4 separate regions of the Homo sapiens genome follow, and all the other regions are linked to region 3. Evidence: chromatin loops called from intact Hi-C (ENCODE). Cell type or tissue: heart left ventricle. All regions are shown on one strand. Region 1 overlaps PTPRM (protein tyrosine phosphatase receptor type M). Region 2 overlaps PTPRM (protein tyrosine phosphatase receptor type M). Region 3 overlaps PTPRM (protein tyrosine phosphatase receptor type M). Region 4 overlaps PTPRM (protein tyrosine phosphatase receptor type M).

Evidence for each region. Peaks named below come from ENCODE experiments on the same cell type or tissue, not always from the same donor. Only the 100,000 strongest peaks of a DNase experiment are listed, where the experiment ranks them.
Region 1: it touches region 3 in a loop (2.8-fold over the local background); 7 of 110 quality-filtered maps call a loop at or near these places.
Region 2: it touches region 3 in a loop (2.9-fold over the local background); 14 of 110 quality-filtered maps call a loop at or near these places.
Region 4: a loop joins it to region 3, with 2.4 times the contacts of the local background. A loop is called at or near these places in 10 of 110 quality-filtered maps.

The regions. Positions count from the first base shown.
Region 1 is chr18:7,867,958-7,875,957 of GRCh38, forward strand. All of the region lies in intron 2 of PTPRM (protein tyrosine phosphatase receptor type M), which reads left to right. Among named protein-coding and RNA genes, the nearest start is that of PTPRM, 300 kb to the left of the region's middle. In heart left ventricle, a CTCF peak has its summit at 4,723 (motif pointing right); no DNase peak of the experiment used is centred here.
Region 2 is chr18:8,385,354-8,393,353 of GRCh38, forward strand. PTPRM (protein tyrosine phosphatase receptor type M) reads left to right here. Exons shown (of 33, transcript NM_001105244.2): 31 at 1,719-1,882. Among named protein-coding and RNA genes, the nearest start is that of RAB12, 220 kb to the right of the region's middle. In heart left ventricle, a CTCF peak has its summit at 4,487 (motif pointing left); a DNase peak (open chromatin) is centred at 4,477.
Region 3 is chr18:7,571,723-7,579,722 of GRCh38, forward strand. All of the region lies in intron 1 of PTPRM (protein tyrosine phosphatase receptor type M), which reads left to right. Among named protein-coding and RNA genes, the nearest start is that of PTPRM, 8.4 kb to the left of the region's middle. RefSeq lists an enhancer at 5,975-6,731. In heart left ventricle, a CTCF peak has its summit at 3,586 (motif pointing right); no DNase peak of the experiment used is centred here; H3K27ac peaks cover 1,508 bases.
Region 4 is chr18:7,951,088-7,959,087 of GRCh38, forward strand. It overlaps PTPRM (protein tyrosine phosphatase receptor type M), which reads left to right. Exons shown (of 33, transcript NM_001105244.2): 7 at 4,034-4,327. Among named protein-coding and RNA genes, the nearest start is that of PTPRM, 390 kb to the left of the region's middle. RefSeq lists an enhancer at 6,625-7,126. In heart left ventricle, no CTCF peak of the experiment used is centred here; no DNase peak of the experiment used is centred here; H3K27ac peaks cover 215 bases.

The sequences.
Region 1 (8,000 bases), 300 kb after region 3:
CTGATATCCTCTCTTCCGCTTGATTGATTTGGCTATTGATACTTGTGTATGCTTCACGAAGTTCTCGTGCTGTGTTTTTCAGCTCCATCAGGTCATTTATGTTCTTCTCTAAACTGGTTATTCTAGTTATCAATTCATCTAACCTTTTTTCAAAGTACTTAGCTTCCTTGACTTGCATTAGGACATGCTCCTTTAGCTCGGAGGAGTTCGTTATTACCCACCTTCTGAAGCCTACTGTCAATTTGTCAAACTCATTGTCTGTCGAAGTTTTGTTCCCCACTGGTGAGGAGTTGTGATCCTTTGGAGGAGAAAAGGCATTCTGGTTTTTGCAATTTCAGCCTCTTTGCTCTGGTTTCTCCCCATCTTCGTTGGTTTATCTACCTTTGGTCTTTGATGTTGGTTGGCCTTTGTATGGGTTTTTGGTGTGGATGTCCTTTTTGTTGATGTTTATACTATTCCTTTCTGTTTGTTAGTTTTCCTTCTAACATTCGGACCCCTCTGCTGCAGGTCTGCTGGAGTTTACTGGAGGTCCACTTTGGACTCTGTTTGCCTGGGTGTCACCAGTGGAGGCTGCAGAACAGCAAAGATTGCTGCCTCTTCCTTCCTCTGGAAGCTTCATCCCAGAGGGGCACCTACCAGATACCAGCTGGAGCTCTCCTATGTGAGGTGTCTGTCAACCCCTGCTGGGAGGTGTCTCCCCATCATGAGGCACAGGGGTCAGGGACCCACTTGAAGAGGTAGTCTGTCCCTTAGCAGAGCTTGAGCTCTGTGCTGGGAGATCCACTGCTCTCTTCAGAGCTGACAGGCAGAAACGTTTAAGTCTGCTGAAGCTGCGCCCACAGCCACCCCTTCCTCCAGGTGCTCTGTCCCAGGGAGATGGGAGTTTTACCTATAAGCCCCTGCCTGGGACCGCTGCCTTTCTTTCAGAGATGTCCTGCCCAGAGAGGAGGAAGCTAGAGAGGCAGTCTGGCTACAGCAGCTTTGCAGAGCTGTGGTGGGCTTCACCCCGTTCGAACTTCCCAGTGTCTTTGTTTATGTTGTGAGGGGAAAACTGCCTACTCAAGTCCAGTAATGGCAGACACCCCTCGCCCAGCAAGCTGGAGCATCCCAGGTTGACTTCAGACTGCTGTGCTGGCAGTGAGAATTTGAAGCCAGTGGATCTTAGCTTGCTGGGCTCCGTGGAGGTGGGATCTGCTGAGCTAGACTACTTGGCTTCCTGGCTTCAGCCCCCTTTCCAGGGGAGTGAACAGTTCTGTCTTACTGTCTTTCCAGGTGCCACTGGGGTATGAAACAAAACTCCTGCAGCTAGCTCAGTGTCTGCCCAAACAGCTGCCCAATTTTGTGCTTGAAACCCAGGGCCCTGGTGGCACAGGCACCGGGGGGAATCTCCTAGTCTGTGGGTTGCAAAGACTGTGGGAAAAGCGTAATATCTGAGCTGGAGTGCACCATTCCTTATGGCACAGTGCCTCATGGCTTCCCTTGGCTAGGGGAGAGAAGTTCCTTGACCCCTTGCGCTTCCCGGGAGGCAATGCCCCACCCTGCTTCTGCTCTCCCTCCATGGGCTGCACCCACTGTCTAACCAGTCCCAATGTGATGAGCTGGGTACCTCAGTTGGAAATGCAGAAATCACCCGCCTTCTGTGTTGATCTCGCTGGAAGCTGCAGACCGGAGTTGTTCCTGTTCGGCCATCTTGCCAGCCATCGATCAGTTTTTTAGATTTTTAAGCTTCCCAAGGAAAGCAATGATCTTTTCTTCCTGAAGTGGCCAGTAAGTGGCCATTATTTAACTGATGGCTTTTTGAAGAGTGCTGATTTTTCTGAGGATATTCTAATGCAAGTAATTATTAGATGCTTTCTGTGGGGCGTGGATATCAGCTCACTTGATGTCTGACCACATGATGTTGCTCTTCTGTAGCTCCTAACTGGCATATGCATCAGGAGTATCCTCAAGGCTAAGAGCCCCAGTGTCTTCCCTTAGGCTAGAGATTGGGCCATATGCAAGTTAATCTTTGTAATCTTATGAAAGCTCATGGTTCTGAAATGAAAAGTAAAACTGAAGTTGAAATTGCACAGTGGCATGGTGGACTTTGTCTTCAGGAGATGAAGTCGGTTTAGAGAGCTGAATTTTCAAGATGGCTGACAACTGGCTGCACTATGGTATCAGGAAATTTTACTGCTTTTAGGTGAATATCACTCTAAGCTTTATCAGGCACCTTTTTGCCTTACTCAACATAAATTAACATGTTTGTGGTAAGTTAAGGCCATGTTGAAAAACATAAATGTTTTTCTGCAGATTTGCTAAAGAGTAGTGGCTTACTTATGCTCCTAACTACCCCTGGCTGCTGTGCTGCAACTTGGCATGACTGTATTTTATATTTTATTATGTCTTCCCTTTTGGCAACTCAGTTTTCTCATTGTTGCTTGGGTGTCTGCTTTAGCAGTCTTTCTTTCCTGTGAATTTCTGAAGGTGTAGATACCAGATAACATAATTTTTGTGCATATGGTTGAGTACAGGCTGTGAGTCAACTGAATAAATGCATGGATTTGACGACATCTGTTTTGGCTGCTCAGAGGTTTTGTTTTGGTATATGTACTCTCTAGTACTTAATTTTCTGTGTAACTGAAAGATACCTTAACTCTAAATTGATGGTACCCCATCCCCTCCTCTCTTCATTACACTGCCTACCAATCAATAAAAAATCTGATAGACAATTTTAAATATTAAATCACCTGAATATTTTTTATTTGAAATATAAAATCACTGAAGATTTTTTTTCCTCAACGATTTAAAAATATTCTTTGCCTTTAGTTCAGCTTTCTCCTCTGGGCCTGGCTGTAGACTCTATGGAAGTAATTCTGCCTAATAAAAAGGTTTAGAGATGTTGTCTAAAACACTTTAGAAAAGAACCGTCTCTCTGGCAGTTAACTCTCATGGGGATAAAGTAGCTTTCAAACTCCAACAATAATGGTTAGTTTTGACGTATCTGACCTGTTTGTGTGCAAAGTGGGAGTTCGCCTCCCTGGAATGCCACTTAAGGCAGCAATGCAGCTCTTGAAAGAAGTTTTATAAAAGCAAAACACCAAGCTGTAAAGGACAAGGCATTTTAATGTGAACTGCTATTACTTTCGCAAGAGCCCAGTTGCTTTCCTAGAAAGCCATAATGTGATTCCCAACAATAACTGTGGACATGCTGTTCCTCCTGTGGTTAAATCACATCTTGATTTCAGCTGTGGAGCACTGATTAATCCTTCTAAAGTTTGGACAATGAATGAAGTGAATGAAGTTTGGACAGTGAATAAAGTATCTTCCTCTACCCTCCAAGGTATTGATGGTCACTATTTGCATTTGTGTGTGCTCTACAGTTTCTCAGTGACAGTCCAGTTCAGTTCTTAATTTACCCTGATGATGATCCTAAACTTGCGTTAGCCATTGTTTTCTGCGGTGCCATTCTGTCACTTTGGCATTTGAATATGTCTGACATAGCAATTACAACTTCGTGTTTTAATTACTTAATTACACAGTTGCTTACTCTGTTAGACTGGAAGCTTCTGAGGGGCCGTGGACATGTCTTTTTCATGCCCAATGTCAGTGTCTGTTCACTGTAACAGGCTCACAAATGTTTGTGGAATGAACAAATGTTGAATCCCCAGCCTGTTCTCCATCTGTGGCCTGTCTTAATGCCTCATCCTGGAGGACTCAGCTCAGAGTTCCCTTTCTCTAAAGAGCTGTCACTAGCACCCCACCTCCCTGAGCTAGCTTCAGTGCCACTTTTGTGTGTGCCCTCAGTGAATGTTGAACGAGGGAGGTGTTCACACCATTGCAACATCACTGTCTTCCTGCCACACCTGACTTAAGAATGGGGCTTGAGTTATTATACTCAACTTTGAATCAGTGGTGCTTACGACAGTGCCTGGGCAGTGATTACTCAATACATATACACAGTACATTTTAAAGTTTGCTGTTTCTTTTTAGAATAATTGTGTAAATGATAAAGAAGAAAAAATTAAAGAAAAAGTGTTTCTGCCAATGAGATACATAAAAGGATTTAAAATGCCTCTGTTGTTATTTTTTGTTCATAGTGCATTGTGGTAGTTAATTCAACTAATTGAGTGCCAGGCATATCTCAGATTATCCGTCATTGGTGATATAGATGTATCAAATTACTGTTTCTGCTTTTTTGTCAGATAAAATTCAGTTGTCAGCATAAACTGGAATCATGTAAGTGGTGTAAAAGAACCACCGTTCTTTCACATATTTTAGGCTAAGAATCATTTTGGACACCATCAGCTCCCCAGCCTCTCAGTATCCATTCAGACAAACAATCCTTTGATTGTAACTCAAGATATCCCATTTATCCTTCCCACTTCCTCATATCACTGCCTTAGATTACCATTGGTCTACTATTCCCACCTAATATTTTCTCTTCATGTTATTATAAAATTATATTATTGTGCAGTTATTATTCATATTATTTTGCTATTCTACCCAGTGTGTTTATGGGTACCTGGTTTGTTTTTTTTACCCGGATTGAAAACGATTACTTGAAAGAGTTATTTACAAAAATACTGGTTAAATGAAAGAAAAATTAGCCTTGAATAAAAATACCCAAGATAATCAGTGGTATTACTTCTTGTACATTTCTTCCCATTTCCTTGTCGGCAACAATAAAAGTGCCATTTATACAGGAGTGAATGTTGGAAGTGATTCACGTGGCATCTCTTGACAGACCTGTGGAGGGCACTCTGTGGAGGCAGAAGATGAAGAGCACTTAGTATCGAGTGCCTCTGTGAGTCATCACAGATATGCTTCTGACCTTCAGACCATTTTGGCACTTAATAGATAATGTTTGTCTTCTCTTGGGTTGTGTAAGCTCAGAGAATTGGTCATCTGTTTTGAATAATTTGATCTTAAATAACATTTTTAAGTAAAGCCACATGAGTGTTATTATATCATTTTATTGCATTAGGAAGCAACAAGAATAAAAATATCCTCTGGGCTTCTGAAGAGATCCAGGGGTTTATTTAATTGTTTATATTATATTAAATGTCTTACTTAAAATTCATGTTTTTCAATGAATGTTGGTAGTTTTTAAATGATAGATTTTATTTTCATCTCCTTATCTTGCATTCTGTCACTAATTCTTTTGTTTCCTTGAGAAGAAATAATAGAATTAGTTTTGGTTCCATACTGTCATCATAAGCATAGTGAGTTTTAACTTTTATTTTTAAATAAGAGAATAGCTCATGTAATTTGAGAATCGATTAATTTTACTTTTTAAGACTTATAATTCAAAGCTGAAGATGACCCTAATAGCTTCTAATGCACTTTTTTTTGTTCTCTTTTTAATTTTCTCCAGAGAGCATATGCCACCAATATTTGGTTATCTGACTCTGAGATGTGCTATGAAACCTTGATTATATGTTAGACTAAATCATCAGCTCCAGAATCTGACTGACTGGATTACAATCTGCTTTTCTGTGTGACCTTAGGGAAGTTTTTTTAAACCCTCCTGGTTATAAAATGACAATACTTCTCTCAATGGTTACCGAAGGGACCAAATGACATAAAGTGCTTAGCAGAGTGGCTGGCACATAGCTAGCACTCAGTACAGGTTCGGTAACAACAAGAGCAACAGTAACACCACCACCACCAAAAGGAGGGAGTGGGGGAAGTCAAGATGATTGCTTGTGCTTAGAACAGAGGATGCCAAGAGACTTCTTTTCTTTTGGGCTGGAAGCTGCTTTCACATTAGCCAGTCTTCTTTTCTTTGAAGTAACAGGGCCACTTTATATAACTTTATATAACTTTATATAAACCACTGACCATGATCATTAATAAATTAAAAAATACTATTTTCATGTCTGGAGCAGTTGCTTAGTATTTATATTCAATAAATCAAAACCCTGGAAGATTAAAAATACATATACCTTTTGGCTAGAAATCTGACTTGTAGGACTCTCTTCTGTAGAAATGAAGACCATTCACATGGCTCTTTATTGGATGTTCTTTGTCGTAGCAGGTGTCGAAAGTGTAAATTTGGGTCTCTGTGTCCTTATTGGCCTGAAGAGTTGTCAACATTATATTATTGGTAAAGGATCAGAACAAGCTGCAGAGGAATGTGTCAGCTTATTATTCTTTGAATAAAGTAGGAAAAGTTTTAAAAAAAAAAATCCCTTCGTATATGTGTCTGTATGTTTATTTGTATATAAAGAAGTATCCTGAGGGAAACATACTATTGTCTAAATGGGATAAGTTTGTGGTCAGTTAAGTGAAAGTTAGGAAGAAATGTTTAATTTTTCCTTTGAAATCTATTTTTTGACATTTTATAAAGGCATATGCAATTTTTGTTAATGTTTTTAATGAAAAGTTAAAATGGGGAAAGAACGAACTGGGTCTCTATGTAAACAAAACAGTTTGCAAGGATATCTAGAATTTAGCTATCTTGTTTTTATATTCTGAGAGCTGATATAAAGAATTTTCCCTAATATACAGTTATTTCCCTGGAAAGCTGATCGATCATTCATCATCAAGTGAGGACATTTCAAATGAAGCTTTTAAAAAATGAAATTTTTAAAGTGGTTATGCTAGAGGCAAAAAAAAAAGAGAGAGAGAAACACCTCTTTAGACCTCTATGAAAAACGAGTTTTAAAACCTAAGGTTTTAATAGAAATGTAATAAGTTATACTGGGTTCTGAATTAACAACAACAAAACCTGAAAACGAAATAGTGTACTCAGTAAAAATAACTTTCCACCCAGCCAAGCTTAGAGATACAGTGATAGAAATATATGTGTATAAATCTGTTTCTAGACCACCTACCTAAGGGAATAAATCAAGATGCACTGAGTTCAGTTATTTTAATTATCCTATAGCTCCCACAGAAAGGAGCTGAGGAGCTGAAAACACTAGGAGAAACAGAAAACCAAAAGCTTCCTTCAGAAATTCTTCACAAATGGCCTGGCGCAGTGGCTCATGCCTGTAATCCCAGCACTTTGGGAGTCCGCGGCGGGCGGATCACTTGAGGCCAGGAGTTCGAGATCAGCCTGGCCAACATGGTGAAACCCCGTCTCTACTAAAAATAAAAAATAAGTTAGCTGGGCTTGGTGGCAGGTGCCTGTAATCCCAGCTATTGGAGAGGCTGAAGCAGGAGAATCACCTGAACCCAGGAGGCAGAGGTTGCAGTGAACTGAGATCGTGCCACTGCACTCCAGCCTGGGTGACAGAACGGGTCTGTCTCAAGAAAAAGAAAAAAAAAGAAATTCTTTACAAATGATAAGTGACATATCCCACAGTGGGTAAATTGTTCACTGTATTATGGTGTATCCTAGGATACTATGCGTATCAGTGAAACATTCTTGGTAACGTGCACCATTTTTTTTTTTTTTGAGAAGGAGTCTCCCTCTATTGCCCAGGCTGGAGTGCAGTAGCACAGTCTCAGCTCACTGCAACCTCTGTCTCCTGGGTTCAAGCGATTCTCCTGCCTCAGCCTCCCGAGTAGCTGGAACTACAGGCGTGCACCACCATGCCTGGCTAGTTTTTTTGTATTTTTAGCAGAGACGGGGTTTCACCATATTGGCCAGGCTGGTCTCAAACTCCTGACCTCGTGATCTGCCTGCCTCGACTTCCCAAAGTGCTGGGATTACCGGCGTGAGCCTCTGTGCCCGGCCAACATGCACCATTCTTGCCAAAGACCTGAACTTTACCATCTTTACTCTTTTTTCAGCAAATTTGTTTGTAAAAACCATTTCCTCCCTGCCTCTTCCTTTCTCTCTATCCCGGTCACTCTCCCTGTATATTTGTATGTGTGTATATACCTGTAATAAAGTCATGCATTGCTTGATGACAAGGATGCATTCTGAGAAATGTATCGTCAGGCGATTTTTTTTCATTATGCGAACATGATAGAGTGCACTTACACAAATCGAGATGGTAGAGCCTACAGCACACCTAGGCTATGTGGTATGGCCTATTGCTCCTAGACTACAAACTGTATAGCATGTG
Region 2 (8,000 bases), 810 kb after region 3:
TAAGTTAGGAAGTGACAAATTCTACAGGAAAAGAAGTACTGGGGTTAGAAAGTGCTAGGGCCTTACAGTGGGGAGCAAGCTCTGTTGTAAGCATGTGTGCCCTGTGAGCCAAGACGGAGGAGTCCAGGGAGCACCGAGGCTCTCTGGGGAGGCAGCTTTCCAGGCAGAAGGAAGGGTCAGTGCAGAGGCCCCAAGGCAGGGCCTTGCATGTGAGTGCCAGGACAGCAAGGAGGCGGCATGGCCCAGGCTCAGTGAGCAGAGGCAAGAGTAGCTGATGGGGAGTGAGCAGTTCACCTGGAAGGACAGTGGCTTGGGGGCCCCGGCTGGAAGGGCCTGGCAGTCACTGTCAGCATTTGGACTTTTGCTTTGAAGGAAATAAGGAGCCATTACAGAGTTTTGAGTGCAAAAATCCAATGGTGTAATTTACATTTTAAAAGGAGCACTCTGGCACCTGTGTTGAGAATAGACTGGAGGAGAGAGGCATCAGGAGGCTGTTGGGATAATAATCCCCGTGAGAAATGACAGTGATAGGAGAGGAGATCATGGTGAGACGGGAGAGAGCAGGAGTGGAGGTCATGAGAAGGGGGAGGTTCTGATATTTTCTGAAGGAAGAGCCAGCACAATCCTGGGGAATGGAGTGGGCTCTCACGGTTCCTGTCCTGAGAGCTAGGATGATGGAATGGACACTGACTGAGTTGTTGTCCAGGCTGCCCGTGTAACCGGATTGTTTGTGGGTGGGGGGCATTGTGGAGAGAGGATCAGAAGCTCAATTGTAGACATACTAGGTTTGGGATGACTTTTAGGCCCCTAAGTGGGAATATCAGGTGGGCCTTTGAAAATATAAGGGTGAAATTCAAGAGAGAGGGCTGAACCAGATATATGAGTTTATGACTTATTGGGATATTGGTAATATCTAAAGCCGTGAGCCTGAATGAAATCAAATGAGAGGCAGAGGAAGAGGAAGGGCCCCAGGGATTGAGCCTGGGGGCTTCTGTCAGCAAGAGGTCTGGGAGAAGGGGAGACTGAGGCAGAGAGAGAGGGAGGGACTGCTGTGGGAGAAGGACCAGCCAGTGAGGAAAGCGTGTTGACAAGAAGAGAGTGTCACCCATGTCAGATGCTGCTGAAGGCCACAGAAGATACAGTCCAAGTGATTTAGCCGTGGCCAGATTAAAGCTGTTTTCATGTTTCTATCATAAGCTAAGTAACACTTTTTTGAATTCTGCAATTCTATTTCACTATGACTAAGGATTAATTAACTATTGCTATCTTAGCAAGATTCAACATCAATAAGCAAAACCATATTATGCTCACAGGAAGCAGTGTTCTCTATCTTCACACTGAGCTCAGAGACATTTCCAGGTTATAAATTATTCATTACCTGTAATTTACCTGTAATTGAAGTTATTTTACCACTTAACATGACAATGTGGTCAGTGCTTATGCTGTGTTATTTTTCTCTTGGCTTTTGCAGAATGGGAAGCATTCTGCCTCACTGGCCTGTCATTTGTCTGGCCTGTCATTTAAAACCCCTGGTTGTTTTTAACTGCTCGAGATTAAAAACCATAACTCTTCAGGCCAGCAGAAGCCACGTTGGTAATTTGTAGGCAGGACTCGCCTTTAATAATGGGAAGATCAAGTAAGTGGAATCAGCCCACTGGAATTCAGTAAATAATGCCTGTTTTCTTTCCACTCCCCGATTGTTGCCTTGTTCTTCGTAGCCCCAAGATGGATATCGGATGGTGCAGCAATTCCAGTTCCTGGGCTGGCCGATGTACAGGGACACACCAGTGTCTAAGCGCTCCTTCTTGAAGCTCATTCGCCAGGTGGACAAGTGGCAAGAGGAGTACAATGGCGGGGAAGGCCGCACGGTTGTGCACTGCTTGTAAGTGCTTGACAGAGCTCTTCATTTCAGAACAGCGAGGCCCCACACTCACTCTCACCTCCTAGTTCTCTGACTTTTGTTTCACTAGAAATGGAGAAGAAATAAGTAGGTCTAGGTGAAGGGGTGATCATGACACTCAGTGAGGGATTGGTTGGCTTTTCAGGAAACAGGATATGCACATTCTGCATTTGGATGGTGTGCCGCTGCCGCACAAGCAAGCACTGACCGTTTCATTAGGACCCCTGCCTCCGCCGCCCACTGCCAAGAGGAAAAAAAAAAAAACACTGGCTCTTGAGAGCCAATTGTTAAGTTTTCAGGAATTTTCTGAGCTGGGTCTTCAACTGTTGGTAACTTGAATTCATCCATGGTAGAAGGATTTACATCATGGAAATCAACAAATGCTACAACTCAGGGCTCCTTCCCACCAGCCAAAGGCCAGTTTACCACCACATTACTTGATTATTCAATTGGAAATCATGTCAGGTCTCAAAGGACCTGGAGTGTGTGTGTGTGCGTGTGTGCGTGTGTGTGCGCGCGCGTGCATGCTTTTTGGGAGAATGTGTATATTGGGAGCATTTGGTTACAGCCAGTGTCCCCAGAATGAGGCTTCCAGGCCAGCAGGTTTTGCAGGTGCTAAATATGGGCACCCCTGCTACACATAGCCCGCAGCCTTACCTGCACATTGAGAATTATTTGGGGAGCTTTACATGAAAAAAAAAAAAAGCCCACACCTAGGCCACACCCCAACCAATTAAATCAAAATCTCTGGGAGTGGGGCCCAGACATGGGTGTTTTTTTTAAATGCCTAGGTGATTTCAATGTGTTGAGATAATAAGGTTGAGAGCCACTGAATGGAGAATGCCATGTTTCTCAAAGCACTTTCACCTGCATTTTCTCATTGGCAGTGATATGTAGCTAATCAACCAGCTGCAATCGGCTTAATAGAACAGGCAATTAGAAAGTCACGGCAGATAAGGAAGATGTTTAGAGAATTTGGGGAAATTTAAAGGATAAGCGAATGTCACTTTTCAGTGAAGTATCATTAGAAGTACACAATGAGATCTCTCTTAAATTGAAGGCAAAATAAAGTTTCACTCCGGGTAGATCAAGCCTAGTTAAAGTTGCAGACCTGGCTCAGGGCGTGGGTTACTCTCCAGTCAGTGCCCTTGTCTGATGCAATGCCACCTCCTACCCCGGGCCTGCAAAGTCTCCCTGGAAGCCCAGGACTCTGCCTGCCTCTCAACGATCAAAACACGATAGTGTCTCATCCTGCAGGAAACTGATATTCCTTTGGAAGGAGCCTTAAGAACCTACCCACAGTTGTCTTCAACCAGAAGTTCCAATCTTTTGTCCTCTAAAAAGCAGTTTATTAACCTCACCTTTCTCTAGTTGCTGTCATCCCCCCTTTCTTCTCATGGACCCAGTGCATTAAAAAATCTCTGTTGGCCAGGCGCAGTGGCTCACGCCTGTAATCCCAGCACTTTGGGAGACCAAGGCAGGTGGATCACGAGGTCAGGAGATCAAGACCCTCCTGGCTAACACGTTGAAACCCCGTCTCTACTAAAAACACAAAAAATTAGCCAGGCATGGTGGTGGGCACCTGTAGTCCCAGCTACTCGGGAGACTGAGGCAGGAGAATGGCGTGAACCCGGGAGGCGGAGCTTGCAGTGAGCCGAGATGGCGCCACTGCACTCCAGCCTGGGGGACAGAGCGAGACTCCATCTCAAAGAAAAGAAAAAAAAAATCTCTATCAAGAAAATGACAAAAAGAATTCATTAGCAGTCCACATCCCTATTTTTATTTCTCTTCAATCCAGATCCAACCTCTGATCAGAACAAGAGGCTCACGCTGAGATGATACAATCCCAGCAAAGAATATTAACATTGTAGTTCGTTTGTATTAGATATATCAGATTTTTCTAAAATACTAAAAATAGGTTGCAGTTACCCCTGCCTGCATCTGGAGACCCCCAGCGTCTGGAGCTAGATGTATAATGCATCGCTCCCCCCGGGATTAGCAGCTTTCTAAAAAGGGTCAGTGCTTTAACCCACAGGACTAAGTTACTAGTGACTCGAAGAAGTTGAGGCACCAGGACAGGCCTAACAAGAAGACATAAAGACTTCTTAAATCACTGCACCTTGTCAACAACACACTTCCCAGAGGCAGCTGTGACCACAGAACTAACCAGTGACATTGCTGTTCCATGTAAAACCTAAAGCAATCAGCCGTTCTTCACAGTGGACGGTGGGAGGCATCCGTTGTTTCTTCTCTCCTGCCTGTGCAGCATCTCTTCCCATTTTCCACTGAGAGAACCTTGATTATTCTTTGGAATACTCCCCCCTCCCTAAAGCCCCGCCTCTGTTCATGTGGGGCTGTCTCTTGCTCTCTTAGCATCAAGGTGGGCATGAGACCTAGGCCTGGTGAGAATGTTTATTTTTGTTTACATTTATATATCTAAATCTAAGGCTTTTTTTAGCTATAAGAAACAAAGTTAGTTTACATTGGCATCCCCCAGTACTGGCCAGGAAAGAATCAAACCACTCCAGTCTTCCTCTTGGAGGTAAGAGCATGGCATTCAGCATAGTGTAGCGCCACCTAACGGCTGTGGGTGGAGAGTTCCCGGCTGAGACAAGACCTGCCGGTGCTTTGAAGTGAATGGTTCCTTGAGCCACAGATATTCAAGGTAGGCAAATAGAGAGTGTTTTTCTTTATATGTGTCTCCCAGCTAATAAAGCTAGATTAAATGGATAGAATTAAGATTTCACCACTTTGCAACTCTTGATGAAAATAATAGATTAGACAGTGGTCTTCAACAGCTGCCGAAAGTATTAGGTGCAAAGCTGATAGGAAAAGCGGTGTAATGGTAAGGCAAGGATAGAAAACAGCTAATCTTCTAATTAGCAGAAGAGACAGTCCAGGGACAGATCCGTACCTCAGCGTCATCTGACTTACAACAAAGATGCCATTGCAACGCAGCACTGCAGTGGGTGGGGAAGACTGCCTGGACACGTTGGTCTCCCTCACTCCATGTACAGAATCCCTTCTAGATAGATGGTAGACCAAAAGGGGAAAGTAAAATAACAAAGCTTCTAGAAGAAAACATAGGAGAATATCTTCACGACCGCGGGTAGATTTGTTAAACAGGACACAGAACAATAGCCTTAAAAGAAATATTGACAACGTGGACTTTCATTAAAATTGAGCCCTTCTCTTCATCAAAAGATGGCAATAAGAGGGTGAAGAAGCAAGGCAGTGGGAGGAGACTTTTATAATACATGTGTCTGACAAAGGACTCGGCCACAATGTCGAAGAACTGCTGTACTGCAAGCCAGTAGGAAAATGATAGACAACTCAATTTATTAAATGGGCAAAAAACTTGACAGGTACTTCACTGAAGACAAAAGATGTCCCAGCCCAGCGCAGTGGCTCACGCCTATAATCCCAGCACTTTGGGAGGCTGAGGCGGGTGGATCACGAGATCAGGAGATCGAGACCATCCTGGCTAACACGGTGAAACCCCGTCTCTACTGAAACTACAAAAAATTAGCCGGGCGCAGTGGCAGGTGCCTGTAGTCCCAGCTACTTGGGAGGCTGAGGCAGGAAAATGACGTGAACCCGGGAGGCGGAGCTTGCAGTGAGTCAAGATCGTGCCACTGCACTCTAGCCTGGGCGACAGAGCAAGACTCTGTCTCAAAAAGAAAATAATAATAATAATAATAATAATAATAATAATAAAGATGTCCCGAATAGCCAATGAGCATAGAAAAGTTACTCAATATTATTCATTTTTAGGCAAATCCACATTGAAACCAGGATCACATGCCACTGTGTACTCACCAGAATGGCTGAAATTTTAAAGACAGACAAATAAATGATAATCCCAAGTGTTAGTGAAGCTGTGGAGTAACTGGAACTCTTATACACTGTAGGAAGGAAGTAAATACTGTACAACCATTTGGAAACTGACAGCATTTACCAAAGCTAAACATATACGCAGTCTGAGGCTGAGCTCTTCTGTTCTTAGAGAAATGACTGCAGAAATGAATCATCTACCAAAAGATAAGCTTATCACAGGTTTACTCATAATATTTAAAAACTGGAAACAGCCCAAACATTCATCAGCTGTTGGATAAATTGTACAGTGGGTATTCATTCAGTGGAATTCTTCTTAGCAATATAAAACAATAAACTACCAATATAACACCGTGGGTGATTCTCACACAGACAACACAGAGTGAAATAAGCCAGTCTCAGAAGAAGACATAGTGTATGGTTCATTTACACAAAGCTGAAAAACAGGCAAAAACAATTGATGATGCTAGGCTTAAGAATGGATTCTCTTTGGTGATACTGATGGTATTGTTGAGGAAGGAACGTGAGGGAGCCTCTTGGGGACTGAACGTGGTTTGTATCTTGATCTGAATGGTGGTTACATGGTGTATGCATTGGTAAAAATTGACTGAGCTGTCTACTTACGGTCTTTATTGTAGGTATATTATACTTTAGTTAAAAAACTGATTCAGAATTTCATAATGGGCTGATCAAGCTGATATCCGAACACGATGATCTCTCTTAAAACCATAAAACAAGGGACAACCAGATATTTTTGGCTTGCTTCCTAATGAAAGTATACTTTAAGTATCCTTGTATAAATAAATCAATCTTGAATTCTTACCAAGCCCTGGAACTACCTACCGATTTACAGGAAATACAGAGTTAGAAAGCAGCATATTAAATAATATCACAGAGATGTGATGAATGAGAAAAATCTAGGATGTGGGACTCTCTACAGGACACAGATGAACTTGTTTCCTCAACAAATAAATTCTCAAGAAAAAAGAGAGAGCAAAGAGGAACTCACAGAGTAAAATAAATTTGCAAGACATACCAACCAAATCCAATCTGTGGACTTTGCCTAGATGTGGATTTTTTAAAAAGCATCTGTAAGAAACAATCTGAGAGTGGATTTTTTAAAAAAGCAGCTGTAAGAAACAATCTGGGAAACTGGAACACTGACTAGAAATTTGATAATTTTAAAACAGTAATGTTATTATTTTAGGTATGATAGTTATACTGTGTACTGTGTTTAAAAATAAAAAGGTCCCATGGCCGGGCGCGGTGGCTCACACCTGTAATCCCAGCACTTTGGGAGGCCGGGGCGGGCAGATCACTAGGTCAGGAGATTGAGACTATCCTGGCTAACACGGTGAAACCCCATCTCTACTAAAAAAATACAAAAAAATTAGCCGGGCATGGTGGCAGGTGCCTGTAGTCCCAGCTACTCGGGAGGCTGAGGCAGGAGAATGGCGTGAACCCAGGAGGCAGAGCTTGCAGTGAGCCAAGATCGCGCCACTGCACTCCAGCCTGGGTGACAGAGTGAGACTCCATCTCAAAAAAAAAAAAGGTCCCTTATCTCCTTGAGGAGAGAGTGACTGCAGAGTTGATGCAGGGATAGTGCGGGATGAGCCTGGACCATTATGTGGTTGCAGAGAGTAAAGAAATAAAACAGGCTGGGGACTTGTCAGAAAAGAACAAAAGAGCCAGCCTGACGGAGCTCCCACTGGCCAAAGCTGGAACAATGTGAACAAAATCAATATTAGTACCCTTGGATTTTAGCTGATAGAATAAAATTATTATGTATAAGCTCACACTGAAATAAACAAATCATAAAATAAATAAACAATAATAGGGAAGAAGAGACAGCTCTTTCTTAGTGTAGAATGTTGAAAGAGAGGGAAACAGGAAATCACCATTAGGCAAACACCACAGTGATAATTAATTGTTGCAGACAAGATCCACCAACGGATGCTCAAATCAGTGGGCGAGAAACAAAATATTTGCGTAGTCCCAAAATATCTTCCTCCCAGATATTTATTGACTGCAAAGAGAAAGATGATAACTTTATGGTGAGAAAATCTGGCAGACACCATCTTAACAAGTGAGCAAGTTAACATCACCAGTAATAAGACAGATGGACATCCTGAACCCCTGGGAGGAGGGAACATCCCCTCTCTGGTTTTCTTACCGAAATGCACGGCCTTGTTTCCAGTCATGAGAAGACATCAGACAAACCCAAATGAAGGGATGGTCTACATGTTATAGTTTGTGATGACTTCTC
Region 3 (8,000 bases):
AATAAAGCCTGTAATTTAGTTAGTAGTGTGGTACCAATGTTAATTTCTTAGCTTTGGTAATTCTGCTCTGTGAATGTAAGATGTTAACATTAGGGGGAAGCTGGGTGAAGGGTGTACTTGCACAGTTTGTATTGTTTTTGCAAGTCTTCTATAAATCTGAAATTTTTTCAAAATACAGAATTTTAAAGCACCCTTTGCAAAGAGTGGTAATATGTTTGTTTAGCAGTTAAGTTTATTTTTTCTTTTTCAGATAACTATAGTCATAGCATTTTACATTTTCAAGGTGCTTTCGCTAGATTGAAAATTGATAATGAAGAAAATACTTCAAATTTAAATCAGTGAGCATGAAAGAAATATGCTAAGAAATTACTATAACATTCTTAGTGTTCTGTATATGTAAAGAAGAATTGCTTGAGCATAATAAATTGTTCCGATCTAGAAAATTATAGGTTTTAGTCTCTCATGTTTTCAAAGGGTTATTTTTACAGATTTTAAGAAAAGAATCTATTGACATGTAGTGATATATGGATAAGTGTGTATATAATTTTGGTAATTCAAAATGAATTTTCTTTAATGAACAAGTAATTTGAATTATGTCTTCAGATTATATAAATTCTTTATAAATGAAGCATAGCCTAGCCTTTAGATTTGGTAAAAGTTGGTTTCAGAATTTAAGCAATTCTGTGACAATTCTAGAAAAGTCAATACCTTTATTTAAATTTTTCATAATTCTCTAAGGATTGTAATATATTCTAGGAATTGTGAGGCTGTATACAGTAGAGGAACTATGTATTAGATTAAATATTGTTTTCTTTCAATTTTTGTTTTAGATTTCATTAAGTTTCTAGAATGAGCATGTATTATCTAAATATCCCAAGGCTTAGTTTTCATTTAGGGAATCAGGCATTTTAATGAGTTTTATGCTTTTCAACAGTGAAACATTTTTCTTAGGGGTTATGTCCACCATGCATTTTACTTTAGTTCTGAGATTCTTCTCTTTGAAAACCAACTTTCCTATAGTTTCACTTTTTAGTGTGCTTACTATCTTTATGAATATAACATGCATGTTAATAGGCTTATTTTATAAGCGAGGGAAGGTTTAATTATTAATGTCTTTCCAACTCACAAACATTCTAAAAAGGTACAAAATAATGTAAATCTTGCATTATAAGAGGATGTTGCTTTTTTGCTTCCTAAAATACCGCGGTGGTTTTCAGTTTAGTCATCAGAAAGCCTGAGTTGACACTGTAGCTCTGAAAAACCCAGCAGAGAAAAATAAGTTGGGCTGCCTTGGGTGGAGAGGAGGAAAGATTTAGTCACCAAGCTTCCTAGTCTGTAGTGCCCCCATCATTGGTGAGGAGGCTGGCAAGGCCAGGGCATAATTAAGGGTCTGGGAGTATGTGAGAGAAAAAGACAAAAACAGGATGAGAAGAGAAGTGTTGTGTACTCAGGTGTGGGATGTGACAAGCTCTAGAGATCTTAGCAAGGGAGGGTCACTCCCCTTGTGCCCTCTTAGCTATGAAGGAGAAACACATGGAAAGTTGAAGGAGGGCCATGAAGAGTGGCAGTTGTGCAGGTAGATCACAGTGACATCCTGCCTCAGTGACGTTAGGTGGCTCTGGGGAGGGCCTGGGAAACTGCACCAGTGTTGATGGTGAGCTAGGTTTTAATCTGTGCTTCTCAAAACCTGCTGTCCACGGGGAGCATCTGGAGGCCTCCTTTCAAAGGCTGCTTCCTGGGGCCCAGCTGTGGTGATTCTGATGTCCACGACAGAGGTCCCCCAGCATCCCTGGGTGGTCAGGGTTTGTAGCCACAGTTGAAGAAACGTTGTCCTGAAAGAGGAGGTTTTTGTTTTGTTTTGTTTTGTTTTGTTTTGTTTTTTTTGAGACAAAGTCTCGCTCTTGTCCCCCAGGCTAGAGTGCAACTGAGTGATATTGGCTCACTACAACCTCTGCCTCCCGGGTTCAAGCGATTCTCCTGCCTCAGCCTCCCGAGTGGCTGGAATTACAGGTGCCTGCCACCACGCCTGGCTAATTTTTGTATTTTTAGTAGAGACGGGGTTTCACCATGTTGGCCATGGCTGGTCTTGAACTCCTGACCTCAGGTGATCCTCCTGCTTCCACCTCCCAAAGTGCTGGGATTACAGGCATGAGCCACCACGCCTGGCCCTGAAAGAGGAGTTTTTAAAGTGTTGTCCTTGAGCCAGCAGCATCAGCATTACATTGAAAGTTGTTAGACTTGCAACCCTCTGACCCTGAATCCGCAACCCTGGGGATGAGGCCCGGCAATCTGTGTTAGAACAAGCCCCCCATGGGATTCTGATGTGACCTGAGATTGGAGAACCCTTGTTCTAAAAGAACTGAGATCTTCTGCCTGCCCTATCAGCCTCCCTTGACAAGAGCTGAAAGAGAACTGGGGGTAAAAATATCACATCCATTCATTCACTGCTTAGCCTCTTGATTAATACGGCCGGTATTACCAACATGGTGATGTGATCGTGTTGTCTCTGGCCAGACACTGGGGAAGAGACTAAATCCAGCCAGTTGTAAAACTCAAATGAATAAAAAAGTTTCCTATGTTTTTACTTACCACGATGTAACAATTAAATTTTGTTGTAATGGTTAGCCATTGGAAATTTCCCTGGGTTGATATTTTGTATAGGAGATATTTGTTGGCTTGTTATAATAAGCATGCAGCCCAGTGTGCTTATTAGAATATTTAATAGTGCTTATTAATAATTCTTATTGAAATATTTAATTCAAATAAATATTTATTGAGCACTTACATTTGTACGGCCCCTTTGTGGATGGTAATGGGCAAGGATAAAGCAGGTATAGTTACCACACTTTGAGAAGTTATTCATTTATTAAAATTTCAAAATCTACTAAAATGGAAAGAAACAGGGACTTTCTCAGGAGAGAACTGGAAGTTAGTAGATGTAAGATTTGGAATTGTAATGTGGAATTGTGAAACTTTGCCTTTGGCAATAAACTCAAATTCCAAATAGAAAGAAAATAAAGGTTTTTCGGCCAGGCGCGGTGGCTCACGCCTGTAATCCCAATACTTTGGGAGGCCGAGGCAGGTGGATCACGAGGTCAGGAGACGGAGACCATCCTGGCTAACGTGGTGAAACCCCGTTTCTACTAAAAATACAAAAAAATTAGCCGGGCGTGTTGGTGGGCGCCTGTAGTCCCAGCTACTCCGGAAGCTGAGGCAGGAGAATGGCGTGAACCCGGGAGGCGGAGCTTGCAGTGAGCCGAGATCGCGCCACTGCACTCCAGTCTGGGCGACAGAGCGAGACTCCGTCTCAAAAAACAGAAAAAAATAATGAAGATTTTTCTTGGACATTTATTTAAAGTACTGACAATGTGTATCCTAAAATTGAGCCTAATTTTTCTCTGAACCCTCAAAGACAACCATTGCATCTCTGTCATTTAACACTCCAGGTAAATAAAAATAATCATGATGTCTTTTAACAGATTGATCCTGAGCGCTTTGTAGCCGGCCTTTCTGAGAAACAGCTGAAGAGTGCTTCCCTGCTGCCGGTTGCTCCTGCTGCCATCCGCAGCTGATCACTAGGTGTAGCTGCGTCCCTTAACCCCCCTGCCTGAGCCAAGCAAGGTCCAGCCCCATCCATAGATGGCTTCCTGGACAGCTAAAGAAAGGCACGAGAGCGGACTTTCATCCGCTTACGTGTGCATCTCTAAGTCTTTATTGTAAAATTGAGTTCTTTAGTGGGAGTTGTAGTTCCACTGCTACTTGTAGTGTAGTTTGTTGAAATTCAGCACTGATCCAGAGACAACTTTAGATTCACCTGCTACAGTCTTACTCAATTTTTTCTTTTTTCTGCTGTGTCATATGTTGCTGCTAATCTACATGTAGTGGTAAAACTGGAAGAAGTAGTATATATTTGCCAACTAAGTAAAGGGTTCATGTTAACCTTTGGGGCCTTCTTGTAGTAGACCAGAAAAAGCAGTGGTGTGGATGGCTCTGTGTAGGTGTGTAACATCTTTAGGACATGGCTTGTCTGTACTTTTCTTACGTCTGCAAGGAGTGACTTCTACAGCACTGAGGGTTTAGGTATGTAATTCAAGAAGTCATGAAAATCTGCCTGGAAATCTGATTCAGCCATTTTTCCTGCTTAAAACTCAGAAGACTAATGAGTCATCAAAAACTTTATATGAAATGCAAGTGTTGGGCTTTGGGTTAGAAGTCAGGGCAGGGTGGAGAATCTGATTGAAGATGGCTGTGTGGCTTCCTTTCGAAACTGGGGCTAGCAGGGGTTGGAAATGACCTTGCAAGCTAAAAGAGCAAGGATTGCAGGACATACAGGAGAGATGAATGAGAGGAGAGGAGTCAGAGACTTGTCAAAACTGATAAGGTTTTAGCATCTCCCTCTGAAGAAAAGGCCACTGTTTAACAGAATGATTTATTTCAACATGCACCAGCCAAAGCAGAAGCAAAGCATTTACTTTTTATGGGCTGCAAAGCATAAAAGCTTATAGAGCATCAGTTTTTCAGATGGGTGAATATTCATTTTAATCTCTCTTTCTATTCAATATGCAGAAAGCAGATTTATTGCATACAATGAGAAGAGTGCATATTAGTGTGGGTTACTCTGGGAGTCTGAGGCCCCATTACTTTTCCCTGGCTTCTAGCTATGGAATCAAAATGGGCTCACAGGTAACAGGTAGGCTTTGACAGAGGGTGAGAAGGAATTGGACCACACCCTTTGTATAGTCTGTGTTTTTTTGATTTTTTTTTCTCAAGGCGTCTTGCTCTGTCATCCAGGCTGGAGTGCAGTGGCAGGATCACTGATCATGGCTCAATGTAGCTTCGACTTCCTGGGCTCAAGCAGTCCTCCCACCTCAGCCTCCTGAGCAGCTGGGTCCATAGGCACAAGCCACCATGCACGGCTAATTAAAGAAAAAAATTGATAGAGATGGGGTTTTGGTACATTGCCCAGGCTAGTCTTAAACTTCTGGGCTCAAGTAGTCTTCAGCCTCCCAAAGTGCTGGGTTTACAGATGTCAGCCACTCTGCCTGGCCCAGCCTGTTTTTGATGGATACTATTTGTTCTCTCTTCTCTGTTTGAGTAGCTTGAGGTACTTTACATCATGTAATAAGCACATGCTTAAAATGAACTTAAAATGGACTCAGTGTGATGTTCCATCTAGATATACAATTATAAGGTGGTTTAAAGCATTCCTTTTAACATACTCATAATGTGTAAAACCAGATTACTTAACAATTTTAGCATGTAGTAGTCACTCAATAAATATTTGTTGAATGAATGAAGAAACAATTTAAAGAAGCTCCCTTGGAGAAGAAAAAAATCAAATAACTTATGCTTAAGGCTGTTTTTTTTTTCCTACTTCCTATCAAGTTTGACTTAGGTATCTCCAATAACCTTAACAATAGAACCAGGCTGTGTGTTTAGTGCCTGGTGCCATTAGCAATTTATAGGTGTATAGAGACACAGTTGCTAAATTTAAAGGAAAAAGTATTACCTTTTGTTAATTAAATATATAAAAGTAAGACTGTAGTTTTATTGTGTATAATAAAAATGTATAAATCAGTTATTGCTATAAAGTAGCATTTTGATATAATACTGATCACTAAAAAATGAAATTTACTATGCAGTAGATTTATCATGACTGTACTCTAGGGGGATTTGATTTAGTCACTGGTATATTAAAGGAACCATGGTATCACCAGAAAGAAGATTCCATGACAGGGAATAATATATATTATCTCTGCTGCCTTTTATTTCTGATATAGAATGAAATGAATTATACCTACACAGAGCTCAGACAGCATCATGATAACATCAGGCTCATCTTCATTACAGCAGGCATGTTCTCGTTCCTTTTTCATTCAGTGTATCATACTCTCAAGTGATAAAACTTAATAAAAAGAGGCTACTTTGACAACAACCTCATAAACTGTGTTTTCTACTTCCTCAACTTCTGAAGTCTTGAACACCAAATGTGGTGTAAAATTTCCACCATGAGTTCAGGTCATTGGCTCTCATTGGCATTGTGTTCTGTGTGTGTGTGTGTGAGGGAGGTTCTCCCTCGTCTCTCTGTCTGTCATCATTTTCATCCCAAATGTGTGACTTTTTAAAGAGCCTCTGCTTTTCTTTCTAATCTTGCTCAGTAGGCAGGGGCCCCTGTGAGACAGCTGGTTGAGAATGCTTGGTATGTTTGGAGTGCAGCATGCTTTGTCAGAGAGGGACAGGACACAGTGGGGGTCTGAGGCTGTGACATCAGCCATGGGGATCCCTGAGCTGTTGAAAGAAGGGCAGTAGTAGCCTCTGGTTGGATCAGGTCTTCCTGGCATTGAGTTCTCCTTCTACCTCTAAGTAGCCATGAGACCTTGGGTGTGTTATTTCATTTTAAAATACCCTGCAGGATGATGATGATGATTATGATGATGATGATGATAATGATGATTTTTAGACAGGGTCTCACTCTTGTCACCCAGGCTGTAGTGCAAGTGGCATGATCATAGCTCACTGCAGCCTTGAACTCCTGGGCTCGAGCGATCCTCCCACCTCAGCCTCCTGAGTAGTTGGGAGCATAGGTGCATCACCATGCCTGGCTAATTAATTTTTTTTTTTTTTTTTTTTTGAGACGGAGTCTTGCTCTGTCGCCCAGGCTGGAGTACAATGGCGTGATCTTGGCTCACTGCAAGCTCCACCTCCCAGGTTCATGCCATTCTCCTGCCTCAGCCTCCCGAGTAGCTGGGGCTATAGGCGCCCGCCACCATGCCCGGCTAATTTTTTGTATTTTTAGTAGAGATGGGGTTTCACTGTGTTAGCCAGGATGGTCTCGATCTCCTGACCTCGTGATCCGCCCACCTTGGCCTCCCAAAGTGCTGGGATTACAGGCGTGAGCCACAGCGCCTGGCCAATTTTTTTTTTTTTTTTAAGAGACAGAGGTCTTGCTTTGTTGCCTTGGCTGGTCTCAAAACACCTGGGTTCAAGTGATCCTCCCACCTCAGCCTCCCAAAGTGCTGGGATTACAGGCGTGAGCTGCTAATGCCCAGCCTCCTTGCAGAGTTATTGCAAAGACTAAATCAGAGAACCAATGCTGTGATGTCAGGGGCCCCTGGGGTGATAGGGCTTCATGTGTAATTAGTGGTCAGAATAAGACGGGTCCATCAGTCTGTTCCCCCATCCTCATGCAGATTACAGATTTAAGCATAGGAACCCTGTGCTTTCATAAGTGAAAAAGTGTTGAATATTGGCAATTTCACATGATTCAGACTAACACATCCCCTTTCTGGGTCCAAGGCTTTGATAGTTGTGGTGCTGGGAGGTTGTATAAGTGACATAGAAGTATGTGTATGTGGTTATGTATGTCTAGATTTTATAAACAGGGCCAACATTATGTTTGAAAAGAAAAAAGCCCCCTGAAATTAGCAAAATAATCATGTTAAAATTGGCATCATGAAAAGCCAGCACTGCTCGGTGCCATGGAAGGCCCTGCATCCTGGATACCTGCATTACAGTCACCTGAAGCACTTGTTAAAAATGCAGATTCCTGGCCCCACCAGACCTACAGAGTCAGAAACTGGAAAGAAATACCTCATATGATTTTGATCTTCTTTAAAGTTGAAGAGCTACTGGAAGGAAAGTAACAGTGACTCAGAGACCCTGCCTTTGTATTGAATTTATCACATCTACTATGAGGAGTGTTAAGAAAGCATCTGAGGATTACTATTAATACATGAATTTTTACATAGCAAACTATAATTGGCCAGAGAGCATTTCTTTTATAAAGCAGAGGCTTTTCAGCATTAGAAGAGAAAATGAGTTATGAAACAATTACATTATAGAAACTTATCTGCTTCGTATATATCTTGCAACTTGGTGACCTCTAGTAAATGTGGCATCACTCTGGAATGTTTAGAATATAGTGAAAGAATAAAGACATTTTGGAGTAATCAGAACACAGATGATTTTAGATCTCTAAATTTGCCAATTTGAGCTGCATT
Region 4 (8,000 bases), 380 kb after region 3:
AACATGTTTTTATTTGTGATGAGACTTGAACCAGCCTAATATTTAGGTTTAAAGTCTCTAACAAAACTAAGATTCTTCCCTGCTGTACACACCCTACCCTGTTGAAAGTGCTCTGGCAAGTGAGACATCATGATGTACAGAAAGGACACTAGTTTGCCTACAAACTGTTTTGTCATTTTAGAGTTCATCATTATCATCATCATTATTACTACCATTATTTAATTTTCATCTTGGTTCATTTGTTTTTGATTATTTTTCCTTTTCTTTCAGTTGCTATACTGCTTCACTGTGACCTGCCACTACCCATGTTATTGATTAGTGGGATGCAAATCTAGTAGTATCTCTAAAAATTCCCTTGTGGAAAAGTTAATTTGTTGGAAGTTATAAGTAAATTATAAATTTCTAGTCTACCTGAACAAACATAAATAGAAAGAATGAATAGATTCGTATTCATATTTGTGCACCACATTTTCCTGTCTTATGGCAGTGTAGTAGTATCTTGGCTCACTGTGATAAAAATTACCAGGGACTTATTTCCATTTCCGCACACTGCCACAGCTCATGACAATTTGCATGCAGTTAGGACTCAAATATGAAATTTAACTTTTTCTCCAATTATAATTTTATGGCCATATTTTGTATATAGATATATTTTTTAATGAGATAACATGCTAGATACTACTAGTTTTATAAGGTTATTACCTTGAGGCAATTACTTTAAAATATACACTAACATTTTTAGGCCACTTGTCTATAATTTAACACTTTTTTATATACCATATCATATTTGGAGTGCTAAATTTTACAAATGGGAGAAACTAAAGTCCATAGAGTTTTTAACCTTTTAAGGTCACACACTGATTTGTGGCCAGCCTCCCAAATAAAGACCAAGTCCTTTAATTGACTAACCATCACTCTCATCTTTATTCATGTCTAGCCACTTTTGATAACCAAGGACATAAAAATATTTCATATAATCTCCACAATGCATGTATATATGCATATATATATCAATACCCTATTTAGTTACGTTTCTATATTTCATATGTAAACATATTTCATACAGTTAAATATGATACTGACATATTTATTGATGTATTAGGCATTTACATGTGCGTATCCATTAGATATATGTCTGTGTGTGTATAAATACTGCCATTACTGGCTTGATTTAGAATTAGTTTTATGGTGTCCTTTCACTTGAATTAAGAAATATTTTAAATTGCATTTTATCACTTTGTACAGATTAAGATTCTTGCCTTCTCCTTCCTTCCTTCTTTACCTCTTTCATCCTTTCCCTTTGGGAAAATTTGTTGAAAATGCAAATGTGGCCGGGCACAGTGGCTCATGCCTGTAATCCCAGCACTTTGGGAGGCTGAGGCGGGTGGATCACAAGGTCAGGAGATTGAGACCATCCTGGCTAACACGGTGAAACCCTGTCTCTACTAAAAATACAAAATTAGCCGGGCATGGTGGCGGGCGCCTGTAGTCCCAGCTACTCGGAAGGCTGAGGCAGGAGAATGGTGTGAACCTGGGAGACAGAGCTTGCAGTGAGCCAAGATGGCGACACTGCACTGGGCGACAGAGCAAGACTCCATCTCAAAAAAAAAAAAAAAGAAAAGAAAATGTAAATGTTGGCCGGGCGTGGTGGCTCATGCCTATAATCCCAGCACTTTGGGAGGCCGAGGCTGGCAGATCACTTGAGGTCAGGAGTTCGAGACCAGCCCGGCCAACATGGTGAAACTCCATTTCTAGTAGAAATACAAAAACTAACCAGCTGTGGTGGCACACACCTGTAATCCCAGCTACTCAGGAGGCTGGGGCTGGAGAATCACTTGAACCTGGGAGGCGGAGGCTGCAGTGAGCCACGATGGTGCCACTGCACTGCAGCCTCGGTGACAGAGCAAGATTCTGTCTAAAAACGAAAATTTAAATGTTGCCGTATTCTTGTGCTGATTCTTCTGTAAACCAAAAGTCCTTTTGAATGTCTGTCCCAATTATTTCCAGGTTCTAGTTGAATACTTCATTTGATTTAGCATATCTGGTACTTTTCTTAATGGAGAATTAAAACAGAAAACATTCTCAGGAAACAAATGCATTAAAGTCCCATCTATTTTAGGATACTAGTTACAATGTCTTAAATGAGTGAGTGTACTCATGACCCTTTGTGACTTTGCCCCTGAGTTTCATTTTGAATGGCAGTTCAACAACCCTTGCTAGCATTTGCAACTCGAAAGTAATTAACTGCTCTTTCAGTCTGGCTACATAAATGCCTTAGGATGTACCATAAAAGGCCCATTTCATGTCTCGGTTCAAGGAATCGCCTAATGATATGAATTGATGTTAAATCATTGTGAGTTAAGGCAGAGCTGTTTAAAGAAATGAAAAACCAGCACAAAGTTTCAGTTTATAAACAACAGGAACAATATTTTAGTAAATTTACATTATGTTTGTAGTCTCTGAAGGAAAATTCATTCACAGTTTTGTGTCTTATTTTGACTTAGTCGAGTGAGATTTCCCCAGCAATTGTAAAAAGTCAGTATGACTTATCCCACCTTGAATATAAAAAAGAACTAAGACAACCAACTCAACAAAGGGAACCAATGTTGCTGGTTTTTAGCTGGTCTAGGAGTTTACCCGGTATCAGCTCAGGTGCAAACCTCATGTGGTGCTAGCTTCTCTGAGGTCCTCTGCAGCAGGGAACATGGCTGTGATCGATTAGCTATGTCTGCCATGCAAGAGGATGCAAGAGGGTAGCAGAAATTTCAGCAAGCAAGCCAGCATTCCAGTAATAGGATATAGCGGATTTTATTTTTCCGTGCATTTGTATGAGCAAAATGAGGAGTTAAAAACAGAACATGCCAAAAAGGCACAAACCACCCATAGATACAGTCTTGAAAAAAATCACTAGATTTATGTTTTTCTGAGAGGGAGATTTATGCCGGTAGAAATACGTTGTTTTGTACAATGATCTCATTTATCATGTGTGGTATCACCCACAGTGGCATCGGCATGTGGAATACCTTCATTTGGTGCCTAGAGAGCCTTTCAACGGGCATCTAACTAATATACTGGGAGTACTATTTATGATAAGATTGACAATGATATAGGAAAGAGTCGGTCTCAGATTTTAAACAAAGAGAGGGACTTTCTTGGGTTGTAAAGTGTGTTTGCTAGTGATTTCTTAGTTTTATCAAGCTGTGCATGGTATGTTTTTTGCTTCAGAGCTTTCCTTTCTATTCACTGCTTTAGTAAGACTTACTACTGGAAGTTCCCTGAATGGCAGCAGTGGTGGACTTCATTATCCAGAATGCTCGATTCTCCTGTAGCAAAATGAATCCATTGTGATAGTTATTTTGGAAAATGAGTCATCCTGGAAATGTATTTTTGATGAGATAAACTGTAATTTCAGGCATGTTTTTAAAGTGGTGATACCTTTGGAATATAAATATAAGGAAACAATTTAATGATATAAGAACTAATACCTTTGATGATTTTGAAGACATTCTCAATAAGGAGATTAACAATGAATGCTTCCTAGAGCTTAAATACTACTACTTGAGAGAACTTTTACCAGTTAACTTTAGTGGAAAAAAAAAATCCTTTGATATCTGTGTAACTGACTCACTGTAATGAGTGGGCTTACTCATTCAAGATATTGTAATTAGTATCCTAAAACAGGCATCACTTTAATGCATTTTTGTCTTGAGAATATTTTCTGTATTCACCATTACAAAAAGTATCAGATATGCTAATTTGCATATGCTATGCACGGTGGTTGGTGTCCTAAAACAAATTAGGGTTATGCCTACTTGAATAAGCTTATGTGTTTAAAGATGGTTTATTTCACAACTTTGAATGCTATGAAAATCTTTTTCAACATACTTTTTCTTGTTAACCCAAACAAAATTTTTCTCATCAATTTATTCCTGAAATTTTATTATCTTCTACATTTTAATAATTGATGCATGTTTAGCTCTTTTAAGACTGAAGACAAAGCATCTGAAAGACAGCTTTCTGGTTTGTCTTTCAGAACCACCCGTTCCTATTGCCCCACCTCAGCTCGCCTCTGTAGGAGCCACCTACCTGTGGATACAGCTCAACGCCAACTCCATCAATGGGGATGGGCCCATTGTGGCCCGAGAGGTGGAGTACTGCACGGCCAGTGGGAGCTGGAATGACCGGCAGCCAGTCGATTCCACGAGCTATAAAATTGGACACCTTGACCCAGATACAGAATATGAGATTAGTGTGCTCCTGACCAGGCCAGGGGAGGGTGGCACTGGCTCTCCTGGTCCAGCTCTCAGGACAAGAACAAAGTGTGCTGGTGAGTATAAGGAACCCTGCAATTAATTGTCATTGTCTTTCCTGGTGTTGACTGGCAGCACTGGGGTTGATCAGATGCCTAGCACGCTTCCCCTAGCTCTATCAAAACCTGCATATGAACAGAAAATGCCCTTAGCCTGTGAATAGTCAGCTAACAGCTTGTGAACTTGGGGACCAGTAACCTCCAGGCTTGGTATTTCTCAGCCTGCCCCCACCCTTTTTCCTATTGTTAATTTACTTCTTACTCTGAGTACCACATTGTTCATATAGGAATTGTCTGTGAAGTTTACAGAAACTGTCTACTCTAATGATGTCCTCTAATAGGTCAGACTCTCTTACTTGGGCCCCTTTGTTTTATGTTCATAGTTAATGTGCCAGCAGCCTGGAGGGGCTCTGGAATAACAGATTCCATCTTAGAGATAGCCTTAAAGATGTGTTTTCATTGATGAGTGTTTAATGGAGGGTCTGCTGGCGAATGACTTGGGCCTGTTTGTATCATAAGCAAGAGTGATTTGTGTGCTGGGTGCAGTCTTTAGTTTCTTAGATTATAAATTTCTAATTGTGCTAAACCCATTCCGCAACTTAAGTAAAAGTAGGGTTAATGGAGAGAGAAGTGTAAAATCTTCCAAAAATCAAAACCTGAATGAAGCTCCCCAATTAGAGATTGTAGTGTTGTTTCCGTATGGCTACTCTGTGGTAGGAAGCAGAGAGAAACAGTATATTGGGATATTTAAGTGCTCTTTTGTCTTGTAAATGAGGAATTTCTGTGTTGAATTGTGTGCTGAGATGAGGAGATTCCATAAATTGTTATGGTGTTAGTTAATTATTCAGATAGCATTAGATAAGAATACATTTATCAATGTTTCATTTCTTTCTTAAGTTTTAAAAATGCTTAGCATAGTCAGATTCTATCTGGTAGGAGTAAGAGAAATTATTAAACCTTAACCATTGTAGCTGGTTTTTAAATTTTTTCTTCATAATTTGTATTATACTGTTTCCACAAGTTCAATACTCATGGAAAATTCTGTATTTTAAAAAAGACTTTTGTTAGAAAAGGGAACAGGTACTTTTTTCTTCTGGGGATACATGCTATTGAGTACAGGGACTGGCCTGGGTTAGTAGACTGTGTACTTTGCTGTTTTGTACATCTTTCATCTGTTTCTCAGACCCCACATCTGTATCCTCGTGGCACCTTTGTGCAGGCAGTCTGGTCCCTGGAATAAGACCTGCTGTTTTGATTTGGTGATTCCCACAGCCCTGAGTGGTGGCTCTAAGGAGAAAGGAGAATTTCCCAATCCTTTCTCTTCCTGTCTTCTTTAAACCTCGTCATCTCCTCTATTTAGTTGAATAAATTCCATCATTGTTGTAAAAGTTTTATCTTACCATTTGTTGCAATGCAAACAATAGCTATGGATAATACTGCCTATATCATTTGACAAGATAGGCATTGCTTTCAAATCTGTTATTTTACCACTGCCTTATGAATTCTCCAGGGCAGGTTCTTTGATCCCCATAATACAGATGGTGAAAGTGAAGCCCGTGTGAGCTCCTTTCTACTTCTAAGCTCACTCTGTAAGAAGTAAGTTTAGTGTTATTTCACTTTAGTGTTAAGAATTCCTGTTTTGGGCATGGCAATATATGGTTTCTCTCTCTCTCCAAAAGCAGGTTAGAATTTCATTGTTTAGACTGGAGAGAGACTGTGATCTGTTTCAATTCTAGTCACTAGCAGCCCCACCTACATAATGTTTCCAGTCCTGTTCTTTTTTTTTTTTTTACACATTTTTGCCTTTTCTTTTGGTTTTGTGTCTGTACATCTCAGCTATTGACACATTGCTGTATATATATCCACTGATTATAATGCATGTGTCTGTGTTTTCAGGAAGCCTTTTGATGCTGCTGCATAATGTGTAAATGGATAATGCTCAAAGAGACAAATTACCTTTTAATAATAGATTGACAGTTATTTTTAAGAAATGAAAACCAATTTTGAATTGATATTTGTAGGCCCACACTGTGCCTCAATGTATGAAACCTCACCTAAACCAGGAAGCCTAATGACGATGCGCCCTTTCCTCTTAACTGTTTGCAGCCTGCAGTTGGCACTGTTCGTGATGCATGGTCTGGTTGTGCCCTGTGCTGGCATGGAGTCACCCTTAGAAAATGGAGAGAGATATGTTAGGTGAAAGGGTCAAAGTTAGAAAGAAGAGGGGAAGGCATGTTAGGTGGGTGAGGAAAGTGAAAGGTGAGGAAAGTGAAGTCAAATGAGACTTTTTGCTATAGGAAGAAATATGGTTCACCCTTTCTTGACCTGGGGTTTTGAGAAAATCTGCAGGTAATATCAGTAATCACTGATTATGATCAGTGTGGAATTTTGGGAAGCAGGAGCAAGTTAAAGGGAAACGTGTGCTGTAAATTATAGACTGAAAGTTTGGTATCAGTCCCAAAGTATTATTCAGATGGTTTGTGAGCATTTAGAGTACCTAAAGAGCAAATCATGGATTTCATAAACATGGGAGAGACTAGAAGCATTCTGCAGCAATAAGTGGAAAACATCCTTGGCCAGGGGCAAATGGTTGATGAATCTAACAGGGTGATAAGTAATAGGAATAAATCTAAATCCTTCCTGTATGGTTCAAAAAAGCCAAGAGTACTGGCTTGGAATTAGAGTAATACAATTTAGCAGCAATATGTATGAAGAAGAGATTGAGGATTTGGCTTCAATGCAAATGAATCTACAATATCATCCATCTTGTATAAATTATCCCTGTGATGTTAGTGCCTCACCATCCCCTGCAAAAAAAAAAAAAAAAAAATCCTAAAATAATCTTAGGTTGCATCAGGAAAGCAAAATGCCCATATTGAAGGAGGTGATAGCCTTACTCTACCAGTGCTGTTTAGGCTTCTCATAATTCTCACATTTATTTCTAGTTCCTGCTTTTTAAGAGAGACAGCACAAAATAGATTTTGCCCATGGGGAGAGCAATCAGGATAGGAAAGGATGTGGAACCTTTCTTAACTAATGAGGAATGGTGGAAAGAACTGAGAAGGGGATGGGGAGGAAAGGGCACCTGTGTAAACTCGACAAGATCTGAGTGAGTTTCTTGTGGCTGATTTGTTCAAGCATAACCTGACATGGTAGAAATTGATTTCTATATTCAGAAGAGGATTGAGCTGGTTGACCTTGAAGATCTCTTCAGTATGAAATTCTATGATTCATTTCTTGTTTGCTTTCTGATGAGATGATCCACCGGATATTTCTACCCTGAAAGCCTTTCAGTTTCATTTTTATTTCATCCTTGTCTAAATACTCCATAATCATGCTTATCAAGTACTATTCTTTGGGCAGTGAAGGTCTGCTATTACATTTCCAAAAATCCGAGCAAAGGGGGAGAACGTATAAGTTTTTATTACAGTGAAGTAAAATAAATTTGAAGGACTGACTCACTCTGAGATTTCCTGCCTGGGTTTTGTGCTAAAACATCACTTCAGTTCTTGAAATAATAGTGCTTTTGGGTGCTAGAGCCAGAGTCAGCGGTTGAGAACACAGGCTCTGGGAGCAGCTACCTGAGTTTTAGTGTTGGCTCTGCCTGGCACTAGACATAGGACTAGAGAAAAACTGCTAACCCTCTCTGGGCCTGAGTTGCCTTATCTATAAAACAGAGGTGATGATAATA